Linked DNA regions of Homo sapiens: regions 2 and 3 are each linked to region 1. A link is an interaction called in ENCODE POLR2A ChIA-PET data of the cell type or tissue named here. Cell type or tissue: PC-9. All regions are shown on one strand. Each heading gives the region's core, and the rest is flanking DNA. Links, peaks and the distances in the headings are about the cores only. Region 1 holds the start of LOC124906066 (a long non-coding RNA gene). Region 2 overlaps MIR4435-2HG (MIR4435-2 host gene). Region 3 overlaps BCL2L11 (BCL2 like 11).

What was found. Peaks named below come from ENCODE experiments on the same cell type or tissue, not always from the same donor. Only the 100,000 strongest peaks of a DNase experiment are listed, where the experiment ranks them.
Region 2: POLR2A ChIA-PET joins it to region 1 with 5 read pairs; 1 of 35 experiments calls an interaction of 5 or more read pairs at or near these places.
Region 3: POLR2A ChIA-PET joins it to region 1 with 5 read pairs; 1 of 35 experiments calls an interaction of 5 or more read pairs at or near these places.

What each region holds. Positions count from the first base shown.
Region 1 is chr2:111,530,923-111,536,826 of GRCh38, forward strand. LOC124906066 (a long non-coding RNA gene) reads left to right here and starts at 1,577. Exons shown (of 2, transcript XR_007087190.1): 1 at 1,577-3,262; 2 at 3,977-5,904. RefSeq lists enhancers at 854-1,353, 1,856-2,357. In PC-9, for the core only: no CTCF peak of the experiment used is centred there; DNase peaks (open chromatin) are centred at 2,890 and 4,679; H3K4me3 peaks cover 617 bases; H3K27ac peaks cover 2,837 bases.
Region 2 is chr2:111,482,408-111,488,020 of GRCh38, forward strand. The region is part of intron 1 of MIR4435-2HG (MIR4435-2 host gene); the gene reads right to left. Among named protein-coding and RNA genes, the nearest start is that of SOCAR, 6.2 kb to the right of the region's middle. RefSeq lists an enhancer at 4,651-5,503. In PC-9, for the core only: a CTCF peak has its summit at 1,043; no DNase peak of the experiment used is centred there; H3K27ac peaks cover 293 bases.
Region 3 is chr2:111,166,139-111,172,042 of GRCh38, forward strand. It overlaps BCL2L11 (BCL2 like 11), which reads left to right. Exons shown (of 4, transcript NM_138621.5): 4 at 1-2,306. Among named protein-coding and RNA genes, the nearest start is that of BCL2L11, 48 kb to the left of the region's middle. RefSeq lists enhancers at 1-159, 1,474-1,533, 2,655-2,764. In PC-9, for the core only: no CTCF peak of the experiment used is centred there; a DNase peak (open chromatin) is centred at 2,553; H3K27ac peaks cover 1,150 bases.

The sequences.
Region 1 (5,904 bases), core at 1,117-5,116:
AGGCTGTGGGTTGTTTCTGAGTTATATTCATCTAGCAACGTTCAGGAATCACCTGTTTTCCAGTGATTCTGCATAAGCAGCTATTGTATGTGCGCCTCTGCTCCTCCTTAGACCAGTACAGACAGTTTGTAAAAGTACAAATTTGGTCCCTGCTATAGGTGCCAGCACGTTAAAGGACCAAGGTCCTTCCAGGGTATTTATTAATAAAATTATATATATATAAAATAAATAAATGCGGTTTCACCATGTTGGTCTCCAACTCCTGACTTCAAGTGATCCACCCACCTCGGCTTCCCAGAGTGCTGGGATTACAGGCGTGAGCCGCCACGCCCAGCCTAAAGATATATATATATTTTTAAAGACATATACGGAAGTCCAGAGCAGTCTGTGTCCCTGCATCAGATTGAGCCTTGGTTAGCATTGGCTTGCCTCTCCTGCTGGACCTTCAGATCCTGGGCCGGGAGGGTGGGGGAACATGATGTGTCAGATCATGTCCCCATAGCACTTTGCACAAAACTTCACTATGGTAAACATCCAAAAAAAGGAAGTGTTGACTGTGAATTTGCTTCTTTATCCTCTCTGGACTCTGAATCCCAAGATCCACGATTAAGGCTTAGGACTCTCCATCCTGCAGCATTCCCTGCTTTACACTGAGAGGCAATGGGAGGGACTGGGCCTGGGCAGAGGGATCCAGGAGCCAGTTGCGTAACTGGCCTGAGATGTGCGTCTGAAAAGACTTTTTGCAGGCAAATGTGGCTCCAGCCTCCTGCTGCCTCCAGGCAGTCCTCCCTTCCCAGTCTGGGAGCCTGGCCTGTTCATGCTACACTGTTTGGTTTTGGCTGTGGCCTCCACCCTGGTGCAACCTGTGCATCTAAGGAGGCTCAACTGGAGGAATCCAGGCCCCTTCCCAGGAAAATGTGTTTGTTGGTGGCAGATAGCCAGGCTGACAGAGGTGTTCCCCCTCAGGTGAGGGGGCCTCATGGCCACAGCACTAATGGGGGGTAGGAAGGGGTTCACGTCCGCTTCCTGAGCTGAGCTGCCTCTGTAGCACCTGTGCCTCCTCTAGGGCGGCATCCTACTTCCAGTTCATTCTTGATCCCACAGAATGCAGGGACAGGGCACTAAGTGTTCAGCTCTGCTGGCCTCAGCCACTCGCTCTGAGCTCCCAGTGGTATGAGTCTGTCAGAGACACTGGTACCAAGAGGTCCAACATGTGACACTTCCAAGCAGTCAGTGTGGAAGTTTCTCACAACAGTCCAAGAAGAAGCAAGAACAACTCTCTTGGGCTGGAAAGGATTAGAGTTGATCCAGGCGCACAATCTTCAGATCCTGCCTTCAATCTTGGCCTCAGGAGACAGAGCCTCCCATCAAAGGACAGAGCCACCAAAACCAACTCCATTTACAGTATTCCAGTGGCTTCTGTGAGCCAGAAATTTCTAGAAGCTCTTGAAGGGCCTTTTGTGGCAGTGCACAAGGCTGAGTTGTCACAGCCCTACTTGCAGAGGTGGTGAACCCTGTGAAGAGCCTCCATCTCAAAGACACACACTTTGGAGAGCAGTAGACCTTGCAGGGGATGGGGGATTCATGCCCCCGTGAAACTGGGATGACGTAGAATTATGGAAGAGTACCTGTCCCTGAGTGTCCTTGAAAGTCAAGCAATTAAAACAGATGCAATCCCTTTGGATGGAGATGCAGCACAGCATCATTGCTGTGGAAGTCCATGGTACAGGGGTGGCTGGCAGTCACAGCAGACTCTGCAAAATGGGACTCCATCCTGGTTGGCTTCTAAGGATCAAGGTAGACCATTCTTACAATAATGACATAGAATAAGAGACATAGATACTTCCTCGGTTGAAAGAAACACACTGGCAGCTAGTACAGTGGAGAACATCTTCTCTTGTTCATCCTAGAGAAAGTGTCCCCGGGGTCAGGGGACAAGGCTGGGCCAGAGCTGCTCTCAGTTGAATATAAGTGAGTGGTGTTTGAATTACTGTAAGCTGGAACTCAAAAGCTCTCTGTGATTCATAAAGCAGCTCTTTTCATATGGGTTCCAAATTTCCTTTTCTGTTCATTCAACATCCTCTGACAAGCTCTCTGAACTTCATTCTGGCTTAAAAATCTAAGAAAGCCATGATAGTGAATACCCATGTCATGACTGTTTACCCTCAGTCCTCAGACTCGCCCTTCCCTGCTGAGGTGCCGCCCTGTGGAGAGGGATTAACCTCGAATGAGACGGTGGGACAGAGACCGATGCACTGTTGTGGTCACGGTTCCATAGGTGTGCTGTGTTTTTTCTCAGCATACCCATTTTAGGCTCGTGCGGTATCAAACTTTTCTGCCAGTAAGTAGAAAAGGCAATTTTTGTAAAAACTGAGAAACAAGTTGCAGGCGAGAGCAGATATTTCAGAAATGACTCAGAATCATGTTTTGCTAGAAGAATGCTAATGAAATACAGAGCGCATATTCATGAAACTGATAACACTCCCTCGGAAAGAAAATGACTCTTATTAGACATCTGAACTTGAGCAAAACATTCATGTCATCGATTATAATATAATGGATGGCTCCTACTCTGGCAGCAAAATTTAGCTTTAATGTAACTACAGAAGCAAAGATTATTCTTGGGGGAATAATGACAGAGTGTATCTTTCTGATCATCTGAAGCAGTTCATTCACCTCTGAAACTGACTGTAAACCTCAGGAAAGAAGCTTCTCAGAAATACATGACCCACTAAGCTAAGAGCCAACTCCCTAGTGAATCACCTTCCACACCCGTGACCTCAAGTCCAGGACCCGTGTAAAGCTAGTTTTTACCATGTCTTCTATGACTGCTGGGGGATGGTACACTATCATCCTAGATCCAATTACAAACAGAAAAAAGCAAAAAACAACTAAACCAGCTACTACTGAGCTTGAGCATGACTAGCACTGAACTACCTAATTTCTGACTGTTACAAATTAATCAAGTCACAGCACATTTGCGATTCATATCAGCTACCTAGGGCGTTTCTGTAGACAGCTAACCCATTTGGGAAGCAGTCAGCTAATACTATCTGGATGTCAGATGCATCTCATGTTTTGGCAGCTCTTTATAGTCTTTCAAGGGGATTGTGTTGACAGGCACTTGCCCTTCAACTTGCTGCTCTGTTTGGCAGCGGCTCTGTTTTCAGTCTTGCCTTCACTGCACTTGAGGATTTTCCACAGCCATGCATGGGGATGTTCTCGTGTAAGAGGGTCAGACGGGCAAAAATCCGGGAAGAAGGTAGGTGCATTCACAAAGCCATGCCTGGAAACTCTAGATCAGAGGGTGGACTCAACTCCTCCCAGAATCCAGAGGCTTGAAGTTGAGGTAGCTTAATCTCAGAGCGTACCTCTAGCTTCTCTAGGAGCAGTTTTTGGAAGGATCAGAGTCAGACTGCAACGCGGGCTTCAAACAACAGGAAAAGTCATTTAAAACCAAGAGTAATGAGAAGGGTGTGAATATTGGGAGGGTTTTTTAACTTCGTGAATTGGGTGTGATTTTTATTAAAATCATTTCCTAAAATCATGATGATTACGATTATGTCTATTAAAAATAAGAGTTCATATATATTTAGAGATATATACTAAAATATTTACAGATAAAATGATACAATGTTTAGGATACGCTTTAAAAAAATTAGAATGGGGCGAGATTGGGTTGTAGCTGAAACATAATTGGCCATAAGTTGATCATTGTTGAAGGCAAGTGACAGATGGGAGCTCATTATAATTTTCTCTATTTTGGTGTATGTTTAAGATGTTCTATGATAAAAAGTTAGAAATGAAATATGAGATATATGAATGCCTTTCTCAGAGACAATTATCTAATTTGAAACTCAGTTTCCTTTAACTCAAGATTTGTTTGCATATATCTAAATCACATGGTTTTTATCTTGCAAAAAAGAAACCACAGCTTTAAACCCGGGCTTCTCTTCTCGGTTCTGCTTTCTTCCAGGGATTCCAAGCGACAGGGCACATGGTACAATGCCTCCCATTCAGTAGATGCACCCCAGAAACATTGTTATGTTGCCCTCACCATGAAAACCACTCTTCACTGAGCACTGGCCGTTTAATGGGCCTGACGTCATATTGCCACGTGAAGCAGCCAGCCCTCTACTTTTGAAAACACCCTTTAAGGAAATGATTGCAAAGCTTGACTATAAAATATTTTCAGATATTTGAATGAGAAAACAAAAAGCCATGGTTCCCCACTGAGAGACACAGAAAGAACTCCTACAGCTCTGCCCCCTCCCCACACAGACCAGCCCTCCTTCCTTGAGGACAGGACTGACTAGGTCTGAACACAGCAGGTGCCCCACGCATGAGCTGAACTCCACTGAACTACAGCCAGTCACACAGACTGGAGGGTCTTTCTGTGGGATTCTCCCATTCCCACTGAATCCTTCCCATAGGCAAAAGGTAGTTCCCTAAAACAAATGAGAACAGCTGGAAGGGATCTGTTTACTGAATCAAGAAAACACTTAAATCTATTAACTGAATGAAGACAACTGAAAAACAAAACATTCCTGAAGGATTAAACTCTGCAGAAAGAAGCTGGCATTTGCCCAGGACAAGGACAGGCATCCTTTACAATGCTTATCTCAGTTAGAACAGCCTTGTAGGTAGACAGGGCAGAAGGATCTCTGCTGGGTCAGCCTAACAGGAGCAGGAAGGGTCACCTGGTGCAAAAACAGGGGAGGAAAGTTTCTGACCAGCTGATGTGAAAGCAAAGTTGGCCAGAGGTCACGTGAGGGAAGTCTGCTAGGATGCCTGTCTCAGTCTGTGTAGTTTTGCTATGAAGAAATATCTGAGGCTGGGTATTTACTTTTAAAAGAGGTGTATCTGGCTCATGGGTCTGCAGACTGTACAAGCAGGGTGTCAGCATCTGCTTCCAAAGAGGGCTTCAGGCTGCATCTGCTTACGGTGGAAGGTGAAGGGGAGCCCTGTGCAGAGATCACATCATGAGAGGAGAAGCAAGAAAGAGGACACGAAGGTGCCAAGCTCTTTTTTTTTTTTTTTTTTTTTGAGATGGAGTCTCGCTCTGACGTCCAGATTGGAGTGCAATGGTGTGATCTCGGCTCACTGCAACCTCCACATTCCAGGTTCAAGCGATTCTCCTGCCTCAGTCTCCTGAGTAGCTGTGATTACAGGTGCACGCCACCACACCCGGCTAATTTTTTTTATTTTTTTGTATTTTTAGTAGAGATGTGGTTTCGCCATGTTGGCCAGGCTGGTCTTGAACTCCTGACCTCAAGTGATCCACTCTTTTTAACAACCAGCTCTCACAAACTAACAGAGTGAGAACTCATTCTCCCTCACCCTACCCAGGGAGGACATTCATCTATCATGAAGGATTCACCCTCATGACCCAAACACCTCCCATTAGGCCCCACTTCTTAACACTGGGGATCAAATTTCAACATGAGATTTGGTGGAGACAAACATCCCAGCTCTAGCCATGCCCACCTGCTGAATGCTTATTCACTGTGAACAACTGCTGTCTTCTGAAAAAGTTGTGAAATGCATTTTGTGAAAAGAATTCTATTTTGAATGCCCGAATGGAATTTAATTTAGAGGAAATCTGTTGTGAGTTACCTTCAAGAACTGCCAGGTTAGCTGTGTGACCTCAGGCAAGTTATCTAACTTCTCCATGCATCAACTTCCCCATAGAAAAAGCAGGGAGAATAGAATAGCAGTGCCTACTTCATCAGGCTGTTGTGGGAATTAAATGACTTGACACATCTGAAGGGCTGATGATGTGATGCTTGAGAGACGCGGGATACAACCCTTGCAGCCCTTGGCAGGCTGACGGTGCAGGCACTTTCCCTCAAGTATCTGGGCCCTTCCGTGCCCCAGTGCCACCTGCCTCCCCAGAGCAATTAC
Region 2 (5,613 bases), core at 883-4,882, 49 kb before region 1:
GGGGTTACAGAGAAAGATGCCCTCCCTTGGAAATAATTTGTTTGAAGGCTCCTAATCTGCATGTGGTCTTGGCAAATAGGATCCAGCAAACCTGGATGTGTGCAAGCCATTGGAGATTCGTGGTTTCTTGGATGAAGCTGGGAATTCCACCTCTGCCTCAAGCTGTGCACCCTCAAACTCTCAAAAGCCTCAGTTTACTCATCTGCAACATGAGTTAAGAGTGCCCAACCCCCATAGGATGGGAATGATCATGTTAAAAGACATACATTCTCCAATCTCTACTGCTTCCAGGAGGCCCTTCAGAATAACATTGATTCACTACACACAGTGTAAGCAGCATGGCTGATCTCTCGTAAGTCCTGCATGAGGTAGCAATTAGAACCTCAAACATGAGAATCAAAGAGTGCCACTTTTGCAGCAGTAGAAGACTAAGAAATTGTAATAATCCTTTGAATCAGTTTGCTCAGATTACTCCCAGATTACTCTGGGACTTTTCTGACATATGAAGAACAATTTCTATTTCAATAGGGTGTCCATTGCCTGCCACTAACTTTTCATTTTCACAGAGAATGGCTGAAATTAGAATGGAGAGATTCTGATAATTCTGGCAAGCAGAGGGCAGATGGGGGTGAGGATGTGCGGACAGGGGCTGTGTTACTCTAAACGGCAGGGAAGGACTTGGGGACAGCATTTGTTCCCCTCTCCAGTGACATTCCTGTTTTGTTCAAGTGCCCCTCTGATGAACCCAGTGGGTGAACACAGAGCAGGTGACACACACTTTGGACAGGTGAGACAGTCACGGGTGAGTCACCTCCTTACCAGGAACCTCTGGTGTGCAGTCACCTTTCCTGCGGCTGGGTGGCAGTCTGTACTCATTCTGTGCCTTACCTCTTCCCTCCCGAGCATGACTCTGAGCAGGCACTTCTGGGGACTTCAAAGAGACTGTCACATGCAGATGAGATGAGCCATGTGCCTTTCAGGCCCAGCTCAGCAGGGCCAGCTTGAAAGGCATATCTGAATTGAATCAAATGCATCCACCCCACAAACTGAGGATGTGATTATGTGTAAACAATGAAAATGACAATCATTGACAGCCCAGCGTTTAAATGCTCTGGATGTTGGAGGTAACTTACAGCCAGTATCTAATTCACAGCTGCCCCGAAGTTAGCTAACCTCGCCAAAAGCTCCCTGTGCTTGAGGATGGAGGAAAGAGAGAGCAGCAGAGAAGGATGGGTATCCATCAAGACAAGGCTGGCTGAGTGTCTAAATCATCCCCACATGCTCCATTTGTCTGTGGGATCACTATCACAGATTTGATCACATGATACATTTCATAACCCCCTTTACCCCCATCAGTGAAACTTGTGCAGCAAGGGGAGCTATTTGTGTTCAATGCAGTGCCCGAGAGCACTGGGATAGTGGCAACAGTGAAGACAATCGCTAGTGGATGTCACAGGTCTCTGCTCTTGGTCTTCACTGATCCAAGTGGTCTTCTGGTGAAGATGTAAAGGGGATACCACTCCAAGTTATAGATGACATGAAGCTTCATGTTTTATATTAGAGAATACATGGGCTAAATCTAAAAGACAACACCAGCGATAATGCAAAGTTCTACTTAGGTTAAAAAAAAAGTTTTTTTTTAAAAAGTCACCACCTCATATTCAGAATGATCCCAGCACTTTGAGAGGCAGAGGTGGGAGGATCACTGGAGGACAGGAGTTTGAGACCAGCCTGGACAACACAGTGAGACGCTCGTCTCTACCAAAAAAAAGATTTTAAAATTAGCCAGGCATGGTGCCACATGCCTGTAGTCCCAGCTCTTCAGGAGGCTGAGGTCAAGGGTCACTTGAGCTCAGAAGTTCAAGGCTGCAGTGAGCTATGATTGCTTCACTGTACTCCAGCCTGAGTGACAGAGTGAGATCTTGTCTCTAAAAGATATATATATATATACACACACACACACAGAATTAGAGAGATGTGGCTTTGCAGCACGTTCCCACACAGAGAGGCAGGGAGGTCAGCTGGCTGTCAGTGCAGTGCCCAGGTCCAACAGATAGGTATGGTTGCCAAAAACCAGACAAAGGAGGTCACTGTGCCCACCTGAAGTGGGACATTGGAAAGTTGCCAAGTAGATGCTGTGGAAGGCAGCACAAGATCAAGGGTAGCTGAACACCTCAGCACATAAAGAATCTTTCCAGGAATCATGAGAAGAAGGAAGAGCTTGAACAGAAGTGGTGAGGTCCGCCTGTAATCCCAGCACTTTGGGAGGCCGAGGCGGGCGGATCACGAGGTCAGGAGATCAAGACCATCCCGGCTAAAAAGGGTGAAATCCCGTCTCTACTAAAAATACAAAAAATTAGCCGGGCGTAGTGGCGGGCGCCTGTAGTCCCAGCTACTTGGGAGGCTGAGGCAGGAGAATGGCGTGAACCCGGGAGGCGGAGCTTGCATTGAGCCGAGATCCCGCCACTGCACTCCAGCCAGGGCGACAGAGCGAGACTCCGTCTCAAAAAAAAAAAAAAAAAAAAAAAAAAAAAGAAGAAGTGGTGAGGTCCATGCAGTCGGAAGGGCTTTGGTGTGGAAGGAGCTGGGGCTCATGCAATAATTCAGCAGTTTCTGGGACAGGATATGTGCTCAAGGTATATGAATGGGCATGTTGAGTTATGACCATCCTTCCCATCGTGGCTATGCTTATATGACTTCGGGGGCAAAGCTAGGTCCAAAATATGGATGTGCCAGAGAATAGGCTTTGGATAATTTATAGAACGTCTTCTCAGCTGGCGCTTTGCAGTGATGCGCTGGGCTGCCTCTTTGGGAGGGAAAGGGCTTATGGATTAGACAGCCCTCTGAGGGCTCACAGAGAGGGGCTTCTATGGTGGGAAGTGCCCTTCACACTGAGAATCGTGATTCCAAATGAAGGGTGTCTAAGTAATGATGATGACTCCATGTTGGATGGTTAAGCATCTGCCACTGTGGGTCACCTCGCCCATGTATCAGGGAGGATCAAAGAGGACCCTCGATCATGGCCACACAGCTAGCAAGAGGAAGGCAGGACTGGCCCAGGGATTCTGATTCCACATCAACAGAGTTTTTAACATCCCCAGAGTGTCCCTGATTCCCTCTTCATGACGCTGCACTAGCTGCCATATTCATACAGGGAAGCACACCAGCACCTGCATCTCCCCTACTAACAGCCCTCCTCACAACCGCACTGCTTCTCAGCTGCCCTGACTGGTCTCAATTAACATTCATTGAATAATGAGTAAATAACTAAACGGATGGACAATTGAACCTCTTCCCTTAGATGTCCAGCACTCTACACCTAATGCTGCCCCTGGGTGTCAGCAAATGAAACCTGGAGGCAGGATTGTGGTACTCCTCCAATGCCAGAGTTGGAGGAGAGAGATCATTGCTGGAATGGAGATCTGGGGCCCAGAGAACAGCTCCTACAGTCAGGAGTAAATGGCAAAAAGCCACTAATTCCAATCTAAATAGCTAATGCTATTGAATACCTACTATGTGCAGCACTTTCCTAAGAATTTTTCATGCAAGAACTCTTTGCATCCTCAGAACAACTCTCTGTGGTAATTGTTCCTCTATTTCTAGTTTACGGGTGAGGAAACTGAGGTCAGTAGGTGTTAAGTAACTTGCTATGCATGCATTAAGTAGCTGGTTGAGCTGAGGCTCAGCCCTGGCAGTGGCTTCATCATTGTGCCTTGTGAGCCCCTCCAAGGTCACATGGTCCAGCAAACTACAGCAAACTGGGGAGTAGCCAGGAGTAAAATCATGTGGGGAACTTGAGGGGTGACTTCAGGGGAGGAACAGCCCCATGTCTCAGTCTGTGATCCCACACACAGAAGGACATCATTTGTGCTCAAGGTAACTTGAGCAGGCAGGGCATGGGAGAGAAAAGAGGCTCAGGCCTGGGGCCCTGGGTCTGCTCATCTCCGCACAACTTGTATGTTTCTTGTCAATTGTGCCTGAACATACTGTAAAGCTTCTCCCTTAAAAAGCCAAAAGAGTAAAGTTTGAGGGATTTGTAGGACACTAACAAGAACCAAACCTGAGGCTTATTTATGCCAGTCTAACTATTAATAGTTCCTGGAATGGCTTTACACAAACAAGAATAAGGCTGTCTATCCCCACGCAGGAAAGTTCATGTGCAAATACCACAAGGCTGGACAGTCCGGCTGCATGTGCCCTGCACCTGAGGCCCCCAGCCCAAGGGAACCCTCAGGACAAACAGCAGAGAAGCTCTGGGTGCCAGGGCATCCTCCTCGACAGGCCCCCTACCCTGGCATGGGCACGTGAGGCCTGAGAGCCCACTGGAGGTGGAGACATTGAGGCTTCCACTAGTGGCCACTCATGGCAGAGGCCAGGGACCCCAACCTGACTAGCCACTGCTCGTAGCCCAGGGGCTGTGCACCTTGGAGGGGTCACCAGCCCCTCTGAAGACCTGCCGAGTGCCACCGCAGGGCTCAATTCAGGCCCTCCACCTCATCAGAGTGACGGCTCATCTTTCAAGGCTCCCAGATCAGGAGTCTGTGTTCCACATGTGTGCTGTCCAACCTGGTAGCCACATGCAGTTGTGGGCATTTAAATTAAAATTAACTGAAATTAGATAAAACTTTCAATCCAGTTCCTAGTCACAGTAGCCACATTTCAGTTGCTTAGGAGCCACATGTGACTTGTGGCCGCTGCTTTGACCAGCACAGATACAGAACTTTTCCATCCTTGCAGAAGGTTCTATCAGACAGTGCTGCACTAGAGAGTTTGGGAAGCCACCTTGTGACTTCCCCGGGTCCTCGGAGAGTTTTCTGTTTCTGCCTCCTCTGCTGTCGCTGCTGTCTCTTGGCCTTCAGACTGAGACAGGAGGCCCAGGCTGGGAGAGGCCCAGCAGCAGCTAGCAGCAAGCAGGACAAGGCCCACAGAGGGTGCCCTATCAATCAGACATTGCTGGGTGCATTTGCCGAGACTGGGAGCTCACACAGTGGCCATGAGAGCAGCGACACATTTCCAGCAGCGGAGCCTACAGTTAGAGGACAGATCACGAGAGGTGTGGGGTCCACCCCAACTGGAGCAGGCCCTGAGCAGCTCCCAGAGCCCCCCACACACTGAGACTGCAGGTGTCGAAGTTGCAATGGTAGCAGCCACTGCAGACAATGGATGCTCCCCCCCAGGTTTCCTGGCATCACCTAAGCCCAAGTTTGTTTGATGACATCTGGAGCATTATGACAAGAAAGGATCCCCAATAATGACAGAATTTGAATCTCCCAATAACCAGGCAGAGAGGGTGAGGTAGGGCAGGGCGATCTTGGAGCAGATTTAATATAATTTAGAGATTTCTAGAGTAAAGGTACGTCACATTTTGATACCTTGGCATTATAGACTGGAATTCATACCCGTTAAACAAATAATTGAGCCAGTATGGAGAATTATTACATGGGGAATAAGGAGGCTGAAATTAAAACAGGGACAGGACAGAGAATCCTGTTCTGAAAATCCTGCTTGTCATTTCCAAAGCTCGAGTGAGCATTGAGGATGTCGGGCTCATCAACAGTACATGAAACCAAGCCTGCCTGCCTTCCTCAGAGGCAAGAGTTAGGTCCACATTTC
Region 3 (5,904 bases), core at 1,018-5,017, 360 kb before region 1:
CTGCTGGACACACACATACACCAAAGATGTATTTGGATCTGGGCACCCCCTCCCAGGATCCCTGTACTCACGTGCCAGTCTCCTGACTAGAGCACTTTACTCTGTTTCCTCAGCCCTGCAGCCCCTGGGAGCACACACTGGGTGCAGCCCTGGGCCAGGCACGGGAGGCCCTGCCCTGTGCTGCCCAGGGGCTGTGTGCACCACATGAGCACATTTCCCTCTGGCCTGGCGGCCTCCAGGCTGGCTGTGGAAACAGTTCCTGAGGAAATTAGAGATTCTATGAATTGTAGGAGTATTAAAGACCAGGCTGTTGGCACCAGAACTTAAAGCGATGACTGGATGTCTCTGTACTGTATGTATCTGGTTATCAAGATGCCTCTGTGCAGAAAGTATGCCTCCCGTGGGTATACGTTTTTACCTTTTTTAAAAAACATTTTTGTAGAAAAAATAATTAAATCCCCTTTTTGGAAACTTACTGCAGGTTTTGTGCCTTGACAACCTCTCCCTATGTGAGGTTTGTAAAAAGTGTCCTGTGACTTAACACAGAAACGCAATAAACACACACAAAATAGTTTCATGAGTGATTCTTCAGATGCCCTTCCCAACTGGTTAGTTGATCAAGAATTTTGGGGGTGGGGGTTGCGGAGAAATCAAGTTTAAAATTCCTTCTGATTAAAAAAATATAGTGGAATACAATTGTCTGCCGTTTCCCCTTCTTAATGTATATATTGTGAGTATTTATTAGATTCGTAGGTCATATTACTTATCAACTGAGCCAAATGTCTGTGTGCAATTGTGTTTCCTTTACCTTGTAAAATTTTGTACAGCATAAATAAGTAAAAAAATCACTGTTTTTCTCAACTTTTTCAAAATCAAGGATTGTAAATATTGTAGATTCTTTTTCTGTGTGATGTGTCCTACTGTTTCATAATGCTGTAACTTGTAGAAATATTGTATATTTATTTTCTGCTTATTTAATGTCTTAATTTCTGAAAAGTATTAACATCCCTGTCTCCCACTCCCCTGCCGTCCCATGAAGTTAACTCCTGAGAGTTGTCGGGGGTGACTGGAGAGCTCATTGCAGACCACGTGGTCCTCCAGGGTGGCTCTCCACCTTCGGGTCCTGGTATTTCCAGTCAAGTGGGTTTCAATTCTTGGGCTTTGCCGCCCTTATGATGAAGTGTGTGTTTGATGCCAGTGAGAAACTCAGTCTGGCAGGCTACAAAATTCTACTCCAAGAAATACCCAGCAACCTTCTGTTTGTTCCAAAGCAACTAGCTTATCATGCAAGCAAATTTTGCTGACTCCAGGCTTTATCTTTAGGAAAACAAAAAAACCAAAGTATTATCAGCAGGTGGGAAAGATTTTTCTATTGAAAATTTATCCCTGACAACTCAGCGTTTAGAAAAGAAATAAAATGTGCCACTTCCAGAGGTGCTGCATTGCAGTTGTTCAGGGCTAGGGCCAGGCAGGACAAGTGAATGGGTGGGACAGGTGGCTCCTGCCTAAGGACCACCTCAGGCCACTAACCCCTTGTGGACAACTGTGAGTAGCTGGGTTTTCCCCCACCTGCTGTGCAACTTCCTGTGCTTTGAGGTTGGACTAACTTGTCTTCAGGAGCTAATTAACTGTACAGCCCTCCCCACGCCCCACCCATACGGTCACTGCATTTGGTCAGCCTGCTTCTTCAGGTCGATGCCCTCCTTCTGATACTCCATCTCCTTCAGGGGAGGTTGGGGCCCCACTGGACTGGGTGTCAAGATGTGAAAGCTTATGGGAGCTTTAAGGAGACTTCATGGTGGTTCCATGCAGGTGGTTCTGCCATCCCTGCTGATTTAGCCTGGTGCCTGTGTGTGTCCACTCACGTACACGTGGGGTGGGGGAAACGTGTCTACAGATGACGCTAAATCAGTTGGGGTCTACTCTAAACAGCATTGTGTGTAAGAAGCATCCTCAAGCTCCCAGTTAAGTAACTTGACTACTTTTATTTGGGAATTTCAGACTATAGAAGCTCTCTTATGTTTTATGTCCAGATTCTGTGACCACTAGTTACTGTATCAGAACTCATCAGGTACCCACTTATAAATAGCACTGATCTGGCTGTATACTGATCCATCACTAACCTGTTTTCTAGGACCCAGCGTATGTAGCATTTGTATTGCAGTTTCCCTGGCTTACTTGTGTTTTGCACTGATGAATTTTGACAGGGTAATTGCCACTTTACTTGTGCAATACTGCTGTAAATAACTGCAGATTTTTAAACAATCTTTTATGTTAATTTTATAAAAATAAAACTTTCAACTAGTTTTGGTGAGCGTTTGATTTGTTTGCACAAAATGTCAGAGAAACAGCTGAAATTATATATGAACATGTACACGCCCACACATCTGCTATTATCAGTCATAAAATGTAGCTGTGTGTAGCTCATATATTTTTGCTTGAAGACGAATCCGTGCAGTACACTTAAAAGTAAACGAGTCTTTAAAGTTTTGATGTGGCTGGTGCGAAAAGTATTCTGCCTGCACAGTCAGATATGACTCAGCACTTGGGTGGGGAGTTGTGGGGGCAGGGAAGTGTACTAGGAGCCGGCTCTGTACTGTGTTGATGAGTGATATGGCAGGTGCCCAGCCATCTTACCCCATCAACCCCATAATAGAAAGGGCTTGTCTGCAGCACCTGCTCAGGGTCAAAGGGGTCACCCAAACGTGCCTAGACCCTGTGTGTGAAATGATGACCAGGAACCGCCAAGTTCCCAGCTCCCGTCATGTAGGGTGGATGGGAATTGCCTTAGGAATGAGTGAAAGAAATTAAAGCCTGGTTTGGGGATACAGGTGATAAAATCCTAATAAGTATTTAATTTGGCACTTTCACCCTAAGTGCTGGGAAAGTGAAAGACAGACTCAGCTTTCTTTTAGACTAACAATCTGTTAATGCTTTCAATCGGGTGAGTAATACATGAATATGGTCTTGTAAATTTATTTCAAATTGTATTTGTTTCAAATCAAATTGTTCTGTCTTAATCCTACCTCCTCACTGAGGTAGGAGTTTGCATTCTCCTGGACTCTTAATCTGCAGTGTGTGTGTGTGTGTGTGTTGTGTGTACTCACACAGCAGTTTTGCTTTTCTGTAAGTGCCATAGCTCTGTATATGGTTCTGACTTAGCAATAGGTCACATATCTTTCCATAGCGACTCCACTTCATGCTAACTACTGCAGCAAGTGCCAGAGCACAGGCATAGAATTTGCTCATAGGTATCCCACTCTTGTGGTACAGGGAGGTGGAAGATCAGCCTCAACAGACTCTGGAAGACACTGTCAAAGTGGCAGCTCCACTTCACACGGGCCCTGGCAGCACATAAGAACACCCACTTACCCCCAGTGCTGTCAGACATGAGTGAGCTGGTGTCTGCCTGCTGGGTGAGGAGCAAGTGGTGCTCATTTGAATTTTTCTATCAATGCAGTAGGATGATCTTTTCAGGCACTGGTGGCATTTGCCTTTTTTTCTGAAAGTTTTTGCTAATTTTTGGTTGAGTATTTTTTCTATTGATGATTAGCTCTTTATACATTCTGGACAAAAAAATCTCTTATATGTTGGAAATACTTTTCCTTCAATCTGTTGCCTTTTTTTCCCAACATTTTATTGTGAAAACTTCCAAACATTCAGAAAAGTCAAAAGAGTTTTACAGAGAATACCCATGCACTCACTACCTAGCTTCTACCTTTAACTTTTACTACCTTTGCATTATCATGTATTCATTTATTAATCCGGCTTATTTTTTGGTGCATTTCAAAACAAGTTGTCACCAATACTCTTATCCCCAAATACTTCAGCATCATTTAGAGTTCATCAATTTTTTATAATTTTTTTCTCCAAAGATAAAATTTACATAAAGTAAAACATACAAATCCTATGTGTGCATTTGCTAAATTTTGACCAAGGATACAGCTGTCTCTCAAACCCTTGTCAAGATAAAGAATACTACCGTAACTCCCAGAAAGTTATCTGCTTTCCAGGTAATCCCTCCTCTCCTGCCCCCATTGGTAACCTCTGTTCTGAGATTCTTTTCCGTCATAAATTAGTCTTACCTCTTCCTGAACTTCATATTAATGGAACCATAACAGTATATGGTCTTTTGTGTCGTGTCTGGTTTCTTTTGCTCAGAATATGAGATCCATGTTACAATTATCAGTAATTTCTTCCTTTTTATTACTAAGTAGTAGTCTATTGTGTGAACAAACCATGCTTTGTCTATTGTCTTATTAATGAACACCTGAGTTCTTACCAGTTTGGGGCTATGATGAATAAATCTGCTATGAATACTCTCATACAAAGCATATGAGTCTCTTTTGTGAACATATGTTTTTATTCTGCAGCATGTTTTTTAATTGCTTGTGGTGTATTTTATGTAGAAGTTGTCATCTTAGGTGGTGGGTGCCTATAGTCCCAGCTACTCGGGAGGCTGAGGCAGGAGAATGGCGTGAACCCCGGGGGGCGAAGCCTGCAGCGAGCCAAGATCGCGCCACTGCACTCCAGCCTGGGCGACAGAGTGAGACTCCGTCTCAAAAAAAAAAAAAAAAAAAAAAAAAAAGAAGTCAGATTTGTCAGTCTGTCAGTCTTGCTTAGGTTTCTGTATTTTGTATCTCGTTTAAGACAACTTATCTATGACAAAGTTTTAAATATATTTTCTTATGTTTTATTCATATAACCAGTACAGTTTGGGGTTTTTTTTTCACCTTAATCCACCTGGAATTTATTTTTTTAGTGATCCACAGTATTTAGTTTTTACCCCACAGAAAGCCAGCACTGTTGTCTTTTTGTCCACCAGCCTAAATTGATCCTTTGACAATATACCAAAGTCTAATACATACGGTTCTGTATCTCAGCTCTTGCCTTTTTCATTGATCCTTTTGTTTAATCTACATTATTTTAATTACTTGAGTTTTATCTGTTTTGAGTTTCTTGTCTTTATTTTTCAAAATCATCGTGGCTCTTTTTACATTGTCTTTTTATGTGCATCTTAGAATTAGTTGAAGCTTTTCAGAAAGTTCTTTGGAGGTCTCATTTAGGATTACAGTAACTCTTGATTTAGGGAAGAATTGCCATTTTTCCAGATGTTTTCCAAGATGTATAATATTTTTATCCATCGATTGTGTTTGGTTTTGGATGCTTTTAGTACACTTGATTTTTCTTCCTTCAAATCCCGCACATTTCCTATTTGCTTTTTCTGGGAAAGAGGGGAGGATGCCTTGCATCCAGCCCTTATCTCCACCACAGTTTCCCTTTGTGTGCCTGCCTCCCACTGCCCCTTTCTTTCCCTGCCTGAGGTATCGCTGAGGGCAGGCCCATGGCCTAATGTTTGACTGATAAAACACTCTTCCCAGCACTTTGACTCTGGAGCGAGCAAGGCAAGGAGGGGCCATTTGGAGGGCAGCATCCTTGAAGCTGCAGGGCATGTTTGTGTTCTTGGCCACAGTAACCGGCCCCCCAGCCACCAGCACCCCGGGGTCCCGTCTCTGAGCTGCCTGCTGGACTATGCAACAGGCGCCCACCCTCCAGCATGTTCTCCTTGTGCTAAATTAGCCAGGGCTGGTTTCTGTCGCTGGCAGCCAAAGCAGTGACTCATTCCTACCTGTCAGAAGGACCGAATACAAAAGTTGCATGAAGTCTCTTTAAACAAGATGAATTAGAAGGTGTGGGGTGATGGACTGATTGTGAAAATCTCCCCTGTCGAGACCAGAATGGGGCTGTGAGGAGATGGGAAATAGCAAGGCAAAAGGTGGTCTCTAATCTTTTTGGGTAACTTCTACCACTTGCTGTTTTTGTTTTTTTTTTTTCCTGGAAACTCTATCTTTCCTGAGGCAACCCCTAAGTCCTTAGAAGACTGTATGACCGAGGAGAAGATAT